Regions from separate parts of the Mus musculus genome. Here region 1 is linked to region 2. The links are chromatin contacts, found by Hi-C or POLR2A ChIA-PET in ENCODE. All regions are on one chromosome and are shown on one strand. Each heading gives the region's core, a stretch centred on a gene start or an enhancer-like site at or near the end of the contact. The rest is flanking DNA. Distances are from core to core; before and after follow the strand shown. Region 1 has its middle 6.2 kb from the start of Gm15831. Region 2 holds the start of Hopx (HOP homeobox).

What was found. Hi-C counts contacts between places; a loop is a spot of excess contacts on that map. ChIA-PET counts read pairs that join two places held with the same protein, here RNA polymerase II (POLR2A).
Region 1: a map of heart shows a loop between it and region 2 (2.0-fold over the local background). The contact joins the enhancer-like site here to the promoter of Hopx in region 2. A Hi-C loop is called at or near these places in 4 of 37 maps with a recorded cell type or tissue (all heart). POLR2A ChIA-PET finds 5 or more read pairs at or near these places in 1 of 5 experiments (embryonic stem cell).

The regions. Positions count from the first base shown.
Region 1 is chr5:77,125,590-77,131,794 of GRCm38, reverse strand. No RefSeq gene overlaps it. Among named protein-coding and RNA genes, the nearest start is that of Gm15831, 6.2 kb to the right of the region's middle. RefSeq lists an enhancer at 802-1,915. Within about 2 kb of position 1,399, at least 1 of the 3 ENCODE cell types and tissues checked has a DNase peak (open chromatin) inside an H3K27ac peak, as active enhancers do; it is heart, where a contact is called at or near this core.
Region 2 is chr5:77,091,358-77,097,632 of GRCm38, reverse strand. Hopx (HOP homeobox) reads left to right here and starts at 2,366. Exons shown (of 3, transcript NM_001159900.1): 1 at 2,366-2,482; 2 at 2,611-2,767. The coding sequence starts at 2,624. LOC115490297 (a small nucleolar RNA gene) reads right to left here and starts at 5,905; the gene lies at 5,802-5,905.

The sequences.
Region 1 (6,205 bases), core at 150-2,649, 35 kb before region 2:
AGCCGTGTGGCTCAACTTCGCAGAACCTCAGGTTTCTCCTCTCTACCGTGAGCAGAGTCCCATTTTGTCACTGGATCGTTCTAGGAATTAAACAAGGTCACTTATGTAGTACCTAGCCCATGACAAGCCCTCTCACCTTGCTTGATAATGAAAGAAATAATAAATTAAGTGAACTTTGTGTGCATGCCAGTCTCAGGGCCGTCTGCATACTAATTCATTATCCTCATAATTGCCCTATGAGGTGGGCTTGGCCATTATCCCCATTTTCTGAGAAGGTCATGGAAAGATTGTAAGAGTCCATGATTTGTGGAAGAATGATACCCCAGACTCAAATAGTATGTAAACACAAAGAGTCTTTTATTTTGCAGAAGTCCAGCATGCTGGGGTCTACCTTTTATAAAGATGGAGATCCAGAAGTAAGCTCAAAGACCTGATTTAAAGCACATTAGGGGAATTCTGGGGAGCAGTAGGTGACCTCTATCTTAATCTGTTCGATCTATCTCTAGGGACATTCTGGGACCATCGCTGGGGTGTGGGAGGCTAGAAGTCTGGAAACTGTTGCTGAGGAAGTGTGGAAACTGCTGCTGACCCATTGTCCTTGCCTGAGGCCAGGTGGTGGGGCAGCTTCTGAGGCCTGGACTTGCCTAGATTTGCTCAGTTCTTGGAAACAGAGATTTAGGCCTAGTCTCCTGAACTGCTCTTTGGAAGCCTGTCATGGAGTTAGCCTGTCTCAAGATCAGGAATCTCACCAGGTCACAGAGTTGGCAGTTAAAATATAGCCTGCCTGATCTCTGAACCCCAATGTCAAGCTGTCCCCACACCTCCCCTTGCCTCCCCAGGCCTTGATCCATCTGTTTTTAGTCCTCTGGCTACAGGGCGTTCATGGTGTATCAGGGAAGCCAAGCACATGCTTGAATAAGAGGCTCACTGACAATAGGAGGCAGTGGAGAAGGTGACACGTGAGTGGTTTCATTCAGATAAGGGCAGTTGTCAGGGAAGGGGTCAGTGGAGATGGGGCCAAACAGGGTGATGACAGACAGGCAAGAACGAGAAACTGGAGGACAGGCAGTGTGCCTGGCATGGGGCGTTGAGTAGGTGAGGGAAAGCAGCAGCATAGTTGAGAAATAACAAGCAGCATGGGAAGTCCACAGGGGAATTCCGAGAGAAGGGCTAGACGCTGTATCAGACGAAGAAGGAACATGGGTGTGGGTGTCTGAAGCCGCAGAGTATTCACCTGACGGCGGGCAGTCCCTCGAAGGCTTTGAGCAGTGAACTCGCGAGATGCAGGCAGTATCTCCTTACAAATACAGTAGTGGTTGAGAGAGGTGTGGCGGGCACAGGATGTTGGGAGACTAGAGGCTATTGGCCTGATCTGGGCATGAGGTAATGAGAATCTGAAGTCAAGCATTAGCACAAGGTGTCGGTGGAGTGACAGGGACGTGAGAGATGTCACAGGAGCTGAGAGTCCCCAGGGATGGCTGCCACAATATGGGTAAGCCTGGACACTAGGAGGCGATTGTTTAGAACAGGGGAGCTCAAGGGGGCCTCCATTCACCCCAATCTTCTGTAAGGTCTCTGTATCCGGGGAGCCCCTCCATGTCCTCCAGAGGTAGACCCAGAAGCCAGGAGCTGTTAAGTGGCTGTACAGAGTTAGTTCTAGAGGTCAGGAGGAGTGGCTTTCAACAATCAGCAGAGCATTGTTTCATTATCTTAACTTTGAGCATGTGTTCTCTCTAAATACCAGAATTAGTTACTTATCAGGGTTCTCTGGACAGCCTCTGGGTAAAACAAACTTTGGAATTTTAAGGACCTTCTTCAGGTTGCCCACAGTACTGGTTTGTAGGTATATCTTATTATAAAAACTGCTTAAATTGTTTTTTTTTTAAATTGAGGCAGTTTGTGATAACAAGAAGTCCTTTAAAAATAAAGAAAATAATTAAAATATGGGAAAGCACGGCTGGGGATATAGCTCACTTGGTGGAGTAGTTGCCTGGATGAAATAAAGTCTTGGGTTTATTCCCCAGTAAAACACACACACACACACACACACACACACACACACACACACACAAACACTCACTCACTCATACATACCCACATTCACAGACATACACACATTTACACACACGCACACACATAGGCATACACACAGAGACACAGACACACACACATTTACACACACATCACTCACACACAGACATACACACACAGACACACACACACACAGACACACATTTACACACACTCACACAGACACACACACACACACATTTACACACACACATACACACTATGGTGCCAAGGACCAGCCTCATCTTGGAGAGGGGGTCATGAGGAAGGAGTATTTGAGAGTGGCAGAAGAAATGACTTGAGATTAGTGGTGGGTGCAAGCTGACAGCTCTGTCTTCTGCTCGAGTTGGCTCTTCAAAGAGCTGTATGTTCAGCTCTTAGAGATCAAATCCCAGTCTTTTATTTATATATCAACTCAGTCATTACCCCAAGTTCCCTATTGATTACCCCACCAATCAGCATTTTATGACCTTAGCTCCTTGATTCTTAGAAATCAGCAAGTACATTTTTAAAACGTGGCAAATGAACTCAGAGACCTGCCTGCCTCTGTAAGCACAAACATAAGTTTAGCTGCGGGGGGTGGGGGGTGGGGCGGAATCCCATCCTGAGATCCTGAGATTACCATTCCCATTATGCCTGGATCTGAACTTGCTCTGTCCCAGGCTGACCTTGAACTCAGGAATCTAGGCAGAGTCTTTGTAAGCACAAACAATAAACTTAGCTGGGTGGGATGTTGCCCTGAGATCATCACTCCCTATATCTCTTTAACTCTTCCCTTAATATCTTTCTGACTCATTAGTGCAGCTGTCTCTGTTCTTTTAGGTCTATAAAGCCCCGCATACAATTCATAGTGCATCCTTAAATTTTGCACAGTTGAGAAACTATATATTCTTGAACTCATATTTTCAGAGTTCTTTCCCACAGCTTTAAGGGCTGTCTTGAAGGTCACAGCTTTTACCATTTTGCTGAGAAACACATTCTATCCTTCTGGACTCATGCTGTTTCTTATTATCATGGAGTTATTAACCTTAATGGGGAGAGCATTCCCTGAAGGAAGAGCATGAAAATATGTACATTATTATACAAACAAGCTTTACTCCTAGCAACCGTCAACATTGTGCTCCAGGAACAAGAACTGTCTCATGATGTCCCTTCCACAGCCATGCAGGACTTGGCAATATGGGTAAGTCACAAAAGTTGTATATGTGTGTCTACCCAAAATTCCTATGCTGACATTCTAACCTGTAATGTGATGGTGACTGGAGATGGGTCCTTCAGAAGATAATGAAGTCGCAACGGTGGAACATTCTTAAAGACCCTGGAGATCTCTCAACCCTCCTTAGCCATAGGGAGCATAATGGAAGAACTGTTCATGAACCCTTCCTTGATACCAGCAGAACCTTGATCTTAGATTTTCCGGTCTCCTTACTGAGAGATATGTTTGTTGTTGGCTTACAGAACTCTGTTAAGAAATCTGGAACCAGCTAAGACAGTTTTGCATTTGAAAACATAATCTGAATGCACAGCTAAAGTGAGCTTCCAAATTTGACTCTGAGACTCCTACTGTCCTAGATAAAATGAGGAATAAGGTGAATTTCCTTAAGTTAATTATGAAGATTGATCTAAATTCTTCAAAAAGATTTTTTTGAAATGATTTCTACTTTTAAGATTATATCATTTCTTCCTTCACTTTCCTCAATCCAAACCCTCCCATGTAGCCTACCTTGCTCTCTTTACAAATTCATGGCCTATTTTCATTCTGTAATTTTTGACACACACACACACACACAGATATATTAATATACATATACATACATACATATACATATATTACTAATACATAAATACAACCTGCTCAGTCTATATAGTGTTACTTGTATGTATGTTTTCAAGGATGACCACTTGGTATTGAATAACCAATCAGTATGCTCTTCCCTAGAGAAGACTATTTCTTTTGTTCTCAGTATTTCTTAGTTGCCTATGCTTACTTTCCTTAACGCCAAAGATGTAAGGAGAAAGACCACTTACCCAAATCATTATGGACCAATTAATGAAAGCAAGCTTTTTTATTTGTATACACAAATTGCCTTTCCCCAAGGTGGGATTCATGAGGTCAGCCTTGGATGTGAGGAAGATAAGGTTTTTAAAGCTCAGGGGTAGGGAGTTTCCAAATGGGGGATTTGTCAGGGTTGCAAGAGTTGAACATAAGCATAAGAAGTTAGTCATAATGGCCTCCTTACAAGGTGGTTTTAACAAGGTAGTTATAACAACAGATAGTCAATAGCAACCCTCTGAAACAAAGGTAGGATGGCAAGATGCCTATCAACAACTTTTTGAAACAAAGACATAGTTCTGGCACAGGCAGCACAGCGCCATTTGTAGTTGAAGTTACAGGTGGGGCATAGCTCTATCCTTGAGAAATAGAAACTTAAAAACCAGGCATGGTGGCACCTAGCACAGAGGCAGGAGGGTCTCAAGGCCAGCCTGGTCTACAAAGTGAGTTCTAGGTCAACCAGGGCTGTTACACAGAGAAACTGTTTCAAACAAACAAATAAACAAAAAGCAAGCAAGCAAATAAACAAAAACCCCAAAGATTTAATCATAAACAGGTGTGAACCTAGTCTTTCTATAAAATGGTTTTTACGCCTAAGAATGTAAGTCACACAGCTGGTTTATCACATGGTCTAGTTGAGGTCCCAGAAACCCCTCCTTCCCATTTCCATGTTAGCATGTCTATTAGTGCCCTTGTTCATGTCACATTGGTGAGGTATCATGGGGACAAGTTCTGACATTTCTAGGAGATACAATCTCACAGCAGACACTGTGTTCCTCTGAAACTCCTTCTGGTCCCCCCTTATGAAACCCTCTCCAAGCCTTAAGTGGGTTCTATAATTGACCTAAATTCTTAAATCCCTATACTTACAACTTAAGTGTGAGAGCGTCAAGACAGAATTTTGATATGAAGACAGCAGGCGTCCTTGTTCAGAAAGAATCAGCGGCCTGATGGTGCCACTCCACAGGAGCACTCTACAATCAAAGGGAAGCACACCTCTCTGGCTTGCTTCTGCAGAGGGGGAAGCCAATAGGCTTTGACTGCAGAGGAAAGCAGGACCAGGGGAGGCATGACCTTAGAGGAGGGGAATGTGGTTTGGAGCCTGCTTTTGGCTTCAAGGACTTGGCTAAGTATAAAATGCCAGTCTGGATAAGCACTTTACCTAACATAACTTGCATGCCAGTGATTTCTCTGCACTCAAGCACAGGTAGAACCTGACAATTAGAGTCCCTTGGAGATAAACTTCATGAGTACTAGAGAGGTTTGTGGGGCCTTCCAGCTTTTTTTGGGGAAAGGCAGCTGTCTTAGTCAGGGTTTCTATTCTTGGACAAAACATCACGACCAAGAAGCAAGTTGGGGAGGAAAGGGTTTATTCGGCTTACACTTCCATACTGCTGTTCATCACCAAAGGAAGTCAGGACTGGAACTCAAGCAGGTCAGGAAGCAGGAGCTAATGCAGAGGGCATGGAGGGATGTTCCTTACTGGCTTGCTTCCCCTGGCTTGCTCAGCCTGTTCTCTTATAGAACCAAGACTACCAGCCCAGAGATGGCACCACCCACAAGGGGACCTCCCACCCTTGATCACTAATTGAGAAAATGCCTTACAGCTGGATCTCATGGAGGCATTTCCTCAACTGAAGCTCCTTTCTCTGTGATAACTCCAGCCTATGTCAAGTTGACACAAAACTAGCCAGTACAGCAGCCATTTAAATGGTGTGGTGTTCTTTCCTGAAGTATCTCGCAACACGAAGGACAGTCTGGAGAGGTCTTTGTTAACATTTATGAAGACTGAACCAGAGACTTCCAGATAGCTCATTTCTGATGTCCTAGAAGGAACCGCTTCTGCCTTACTTCCTCTGTTGTTCTGAAAGACCCACAACGTGAGGACTCTCCCACGTTTTGACTCAGGAGAGGCGACACCCCAAAATCACCCACAAGAAACGGGTCTTGCTGCAAATTGCAAGAGGATTTTTATTCAAGAGCGCTCTCGGGCCCATGGTCATACACCACGCAGGGGTAGAGGACCGGGGCGCCCCGAGTAGCTGGGTAAGGGGGTATTTAAAGGAAGAAACCGAAACTCAA
Region 2 (6,275 bases), core at 1,117-3,616:
ACAAGGTCACCATTACCAGGGCCGCTTGATTCTTACAGTAAGACAGAAAGAAACAAAGCAACAGCAAACATTTGCCTACCAGGGAGGGCTGAAATAATCGCGCCTGAGCTCTGCAGGGCAGTAACAAAAAACTGACGGTAGTGCTCTTGCGTCCCCATAGCTAGAAGCCAAGTGTGCTTGTTTAGTGTACCTTGGAAAGCTAGATGCTGTCCAAAGACCCTCCCACAGTCTCCTTAGCAGCCAACCAAGGCCAGCGGTCCTCTACCAACTCACCCTACCAGTCCTTTAAAATAAACCAGGACCTCCCCCACACAACCCCACTCAGTTTGGTAACAGAAAGCCACAGAAAACTAATAAAATAAAATGCACTTGATCCCACGTAGCGACATTAGCAACCCATGAGTTATACACCAGCAGTTACAAAAAACCCGGGGAAGCGTGTACGCCCGTCTGAGTCACGTTCCTGCAGTGGGCTATTTCTGAAGGCCTGAGGATTCCACCGGGCATCAACAAAGGTCCTGGTGGAAGAATCAGCAGGACTGTATTAAATGGAATGGGCAAGAAGCAACACCAGAGGCAGCCGTTACCCCTGCTATGTTTCAGTTGACAGCTCGAATGGTGGTGGTGGCCTTGGTGGACAGCATAGGCTGGGATTAGTGTCTAATTAGAGATGCACCCTTTGAAAACGGAGACAAGCCCCTCCCTGCCCTCATGCTGATAAGTTTCTCCCACTAAACTGAAGATAGACTGCCTTACTGTAAGGGGGCTAGCAGACCACGGGCCTGGAACCAACACTCAGTATTTCCGCTCTAGAGTTCTGGCCATTGTTGGAAATCGTGGAATCTTTGGGTCCTCTGCCTCAATGTCCCTGACTGTGAGATGACTTTCAAAAGAGTATGTGTCATAGAAGGACGGGGAGGGGAAATGCGTGCTAACAGGAAAGGTATTTCTTTCCTTGTTTCCTTCCTTCCTTCCTTCCTTCCTTCCTTCCTTCCTTCTTTCTTTTTCTAAAAGATTTATTTATTATATGTAAGTACACTGTAGCTGTCTTCAAACACATCAGAATAGGGTATCAGATCTCATTACAGATGGTTGTGAGCCACCATGTGTGGTTGCTGGGAATTGAACTCAGGACCTCTGGAAGAGCAGTCAATGCTCTTACCCGCTGAGCCATCTCTCCAGCCCAGGAAAGGTATTTCTAACCAGATGGGCCACAGCCTTGGTGCAGAGTCGGGGATCCTTGGTACAAATTTTAAGTAGAGGGACATCTAGTTCCCTGAAAATGATTTGCTGGTGACTTGGCAAATGCTTTGAGGCCCAGTCCCACGTAGTTGAAAAGTTCCTCCTGTCTGAAACCTCTTCAAGGGAACTAGAGGAGAGGTAAGAAGCATTGACTTAGGAAGTAGGAGGTATAAGCCACAGATGAGAAGGTGGTTAGCTCTGAGCACACTATCCAGATAGTTCACCCCCAGGCACAAACCACATCAAAACCCGCTCGGGACTCTGCGATTGTTAATGCAACAAGCCAGGGTGATTCCCACACTACTGCTTGGCTAAGCCTGGACAGAATCTACAGCCAAGAATATCTTGAAGACCAACCGTCTTTACCTCCTAGTTTTCAACAGGAAGCATAGGAGGAGGGAACACACCTGGTAGTTTTCTTAGCCCCAAGTCTGAAGCTATATTGGTGTGGCGCAGCAGGAAGGTTGTTGCTGCGATATGCTGACAACATTTGTTGCTGGAGAACTGGAAGCTGGAGGTGGACCTATTTTTCTGGGCTGAAGTCTGAGGTTCTAAATGATAGTTGATTTTGATCCTGATTAATTGGGTAGGTTTTGAAAGGTATCTCACACACATACAGGAGACCGCAGTGAGGTAGGTAGGCTCTTGGGATGGAGGCTTGGCATTTGGGGTTCAGCTGCCTTCCGCATGCTCATGGCTCAGCCTTCTCCACGCTACCACCCAGCCGTAAATCATAAATCATTATCGCTGTGTTTCCATTTCCGTCTCAGTACAAGTACATTGGAAAGATCTTTAAAGTATCATCCAAAAATTTTATAGCCGTTATTTGCGACTAAGCTGGCAATTTAATTTTCCCTCTGTGATTTTAATGTCCTTCACATTTTCTGCAGTACGTGCTATTTTTTAATCAGGGGGAAAAAAAAGAGTAAATATCCATTGGTAGTATTGTTTGTAAGTGCGGTCTCTTTTTCCCCAACTTGTGCAGTGAGCGTCTTTCCCCAAAGTGTGCGTTGCCCTGCGCTCCCTGGCAAGGCCCCCACGTGCTAGCCCGCGGCGGAGGCGGAGTGTGGCGGCCCGGGAGGCGTGCCCACGGCGACGGGAGCCCAGCCCCGCGAGTGTCCTCAGTCCCTAGGGCAGCTCCGGATCTCCGGAGGCAGCACTTGAGGCGCTTCCTCAGTATACTGTCCCCTCGGAGTGTCAGGCGGGAGGCGTCTTCTTCCTCCTCTCCATCCTTAGTCAGGTTGGGGACGGTCCCGGGGAAGGAGGGTTCCCCCCAAACTCCGCAGCCAGCGGCGCGGGGCGCCTCGGTGGAACGGCGGGAGGGGGCAGGCGGACCTCGCTCACCCGGGCCATCTGGTTCCCCTGCAGACGCGCACGGACCATGTCGGCGCAGACCGCGAGCGGCCCCACGGAGGACCAGGTGGAGATCCTGGAGTACAACTTCAACAAGGTCAACAAGCACCCGGACCCCACCACGCTGTGCCTCATCGCAGCCGAGGCGGGTCTCACGGAGGAGCAGACGCAGGTGAGTCCCCAAGCCTATGTATCCTCCGGGACTGGCGGGTTCCCGCGGCTGCCGCGGGCCTCCATCATATGTATCTCAGTCCCCAAATCATTCCGCAGTTCCCCGGGCGCCCAGCCCCTATCCACCCTACCCTGTCTCAACACCATCCTCTTTTTGGGTTTCCACTGCCTTCCAGATCCGGCCCCTTGCTTTCTCCTCCTGTAGTGGGAGCATCTCGCCTGCTTTCCTTTCGGTTTCCAAGCTCAGTAACTCTTCCCGCTGTGCTGGAAAGCTTCGGGAAGGTTTATTCTCATCAGGGTTGTCATGGTTTAAAGGGACGTTAGCGATCAGCTATAAGGTTGGTCTTCCGGTTTGTCAGAAGACAAAACTAAGGCGGGGGAGGGGGGTGGGGGCGGGCGGGAGGGAAGGGTACTGTCGTGGGGATAGGGATGGAGGACCTGACCTGCCAGGTTGCTCTTCCCGCCACATCACCACATCTCTGTGCTGCACCTAACAGGCACACTGCCATACTTCGGTTCAGGTTTTGTTGCTGTTTTTATTAATCCCCTGACTCTGAGCTTCAGGTTCAGCTTTAGAGTCTTTCTCTGGAATTTACCAAGAAGTAGCCCTCTGTTGCTATGGCCGCAGCACACGACCCCCTTGCATGATGATAATTTGTCTGTTCATAAAAGGCTTCCTCGCTATCCCATTATCCCCAAAATTTGCTTAGGGTAGAGATCGCAGTACCACCTGGCACAGTGTTGGAGCCTTTAGGCAACTCTCTCTCCAGTCCAATCTACCCTCTAACTTCTTTCTTATTCCCTTTGGTCGTGGAAAGATGATTTGCCACGTATGATAAACCATTTGGGAGTTGGTCCTGTTTCTCTCAAAGCATTTCACGCCTTTCAATTTTCCTCTGAGCTGGGATATTCTTATCCCTTCAGTTAATAGACTGGAGAAGGAGGGGCTTTGTCCTCTCTTCACCCTGCTCAGTTAAAGCTTAAAACCCTGTAATAGTGCTCCCTGGGCTATTAAAACCAGAATCCTGGGGGGCTGGTGAGATGGCTCAGTGGGTAAGAGCACCTGACTGCTCTTCCAAAGGTCCAGTGTTCAAGTCCCAGCAACCACATGGTGGCTTACAACCATCTGTAACAAGATCTGACGCCCTCTTCTGGTGTGTCTGAAGACAGCTACAGTGTACTTACATATAATAAATAAATAAAAAAAAAAAAAAAAAAAAAAAAAAACCAGAATCCTGAGCCCTAAGTCCTAGATGATCCTTGCTAAGCCGAGACAACTTGGAGAATTTATCCATGGGTAATCCTCCCGGTCCCGGATCAAATAGAAAGGCTATTTAACCAGAATCAGAACCCAATAGAAGATGATTTATTGTAACCCAAGTCTAAAAGCTCGTGTTTCTTGCAACTCATCAAAAGGCAAGCTGTTCTAGTCTTAGCATTAAAAGACCGTGCTATATTTAATGATGTAGATAGAGATGTCTCATGTTTTAAGAACTAGGCTGTTGGATATTATGGATGCAGTACCATCTAGGGAATCTAACCCTGACTTGGTCTCCAAGACTCTTCTGTCTGTAGAGCAGAATGGTCATGTTGCCTCTGTTGCATGGTGTTGGAGATCCAGGCTAGGGTCTCGAGCATGTTGAGCCCATTCTGCCACTGAGTGTGCCACCGGCCCCATGCTGACCTTTGGAGTGATAGATATCTGCCATATATTGTCTCAGATACTTGCTGAATCTTTGCTCATTTTGCCACTCCCTTAAGAGAGAAAGCACCATCAGAACAGAGAGCTCAAGTTACTGAAACTGCAGCCAGGGCACAGCCTGCCTCCGTATTGGAGACTCTAGGCCTCTCTCCCGTTCTCTATCCTCCCCTCTATCCGTTCCTCCGGAGGAAGGCTGGAAACAACTGTATAGGGTGGTAGGGGAAGGAAGGGCAGAAAGATCAGTTTACCCATGCATCAAGCTATGGTTATTCCAGGCTATTGCTAATCCTTTCTCTGGACTCACCTGCTGTTAGAGAATTGAAATGTAACTCAGCAGGGCCGGAAGAAAGGGCATCTGCCTTTCAGGGGTCAAGATCAACCAGTGCAGAAACCCACACGATGGGGGTATCTGCCATCCTCAAATGAACAAGCCCGGCGAGAGTGGGTGTGGGTGAGTCAGCCCCATGGGAGGGCCTGGCTTCCTCTTCCTGCCCTAGGCCAACACCTTCTTCCTCCAGAGGCCTGCTGCAGCCCAACGTACCCTCACCTCCCTGTCTAGACCTGCAGGAAAGTATCTGGAACCCAGAGCTCAGAGGCTCAGCATAGCAAGTCTCAGGAAGGAGGCTTCTGCTTGCCCTGCCATTTCTTGCTGGACGGAGTCCCATCTCCCTATCCTTCTTAACTCCAAGCACTGCCTTCACGTGTGTGACTCCGTAATCTACTCTAACATTTACATTTTAAAAAGATGTCTTCTACAAAAAAAAAAAAGTCCTGCTGATATAAAAAGTCCAGCAATGAGATTGCAAGACAGTTGCTTTCATCTGTAGTAGGTCTTTAAGGATGTTTAATAGAACTCTGTGGAGGCTGAGTTCTTACCTATCTGTGATGTCTACTGTCAGCACAGGCCCCGCCTCTCTTCCTTACTAGTGTGGTCCCTCTTCCAGCCAAAATGATGACATATTTATCACATATGCCAGAATCCCTTTTCCATCCTGACACCAGCCACCTCCAGAGATAGAGCCTTGCCTCCTCCCCTTCTTAGAGAGTGAGACAGACAGGGTCATCCTATGTAGCCCGAGCTGGCATGAACTGACAACTCCTCTGCCTCTGCCTGCTGTCTGGTGAGATTACAGGCAGATATCACAACACCCTGCATCATATTCTTTCCCTAAAACAAGTATTGTGTTACTAAAAGAGATTCGCACTACCCACACTTGAGAGATAGTTACTAATTCACACTGTTCACACTGTGGCAAAGGTGAGAAAGACTGGGGGGGTGGGGGGCAGAAGCTTCCTGGCAGGGGACCTCCTTTTCCTTTTCTCCCTTACTGTCCATGAAATAGGTAACATACCAACATCCTAGTAAGATTTGAGGGAGGTGCATCTCAGAAATTGGTGTGAAAAACCAGGCATCCTGTTTATAAGTCACAGACGAATCTGTAGAACTCCTTGTAATAATCAGTCCTCCTACTGAGCTAAAGTCTTTGCTATGGGGAGGCACCTGCAGGAACTCAGTGCAGGAAGAGAACTTGACTGTATTTTGATTTGGGGACAAAGGAGCTTCTCTTATCTCTAGTATTCTGTATCTCTCCTATATTTAATTTAAGTGAAATCCTACAGAATCCCACTCCCTGTGACCTTTACTGCCTGGAAGTCAATGTAAAGAGTAAGGGAGGCTGGGAACACTCCCTTCTTTTCACCCTGAGAGGCTGGGATAATACAGTCTTCCTCTAACAATCTCTTCCTCTTCCTCTTCCTCTTCCTCTTCCTCTTCCTCTTCTTCTTCCTCTTCTTCTTCTTCTTCTTC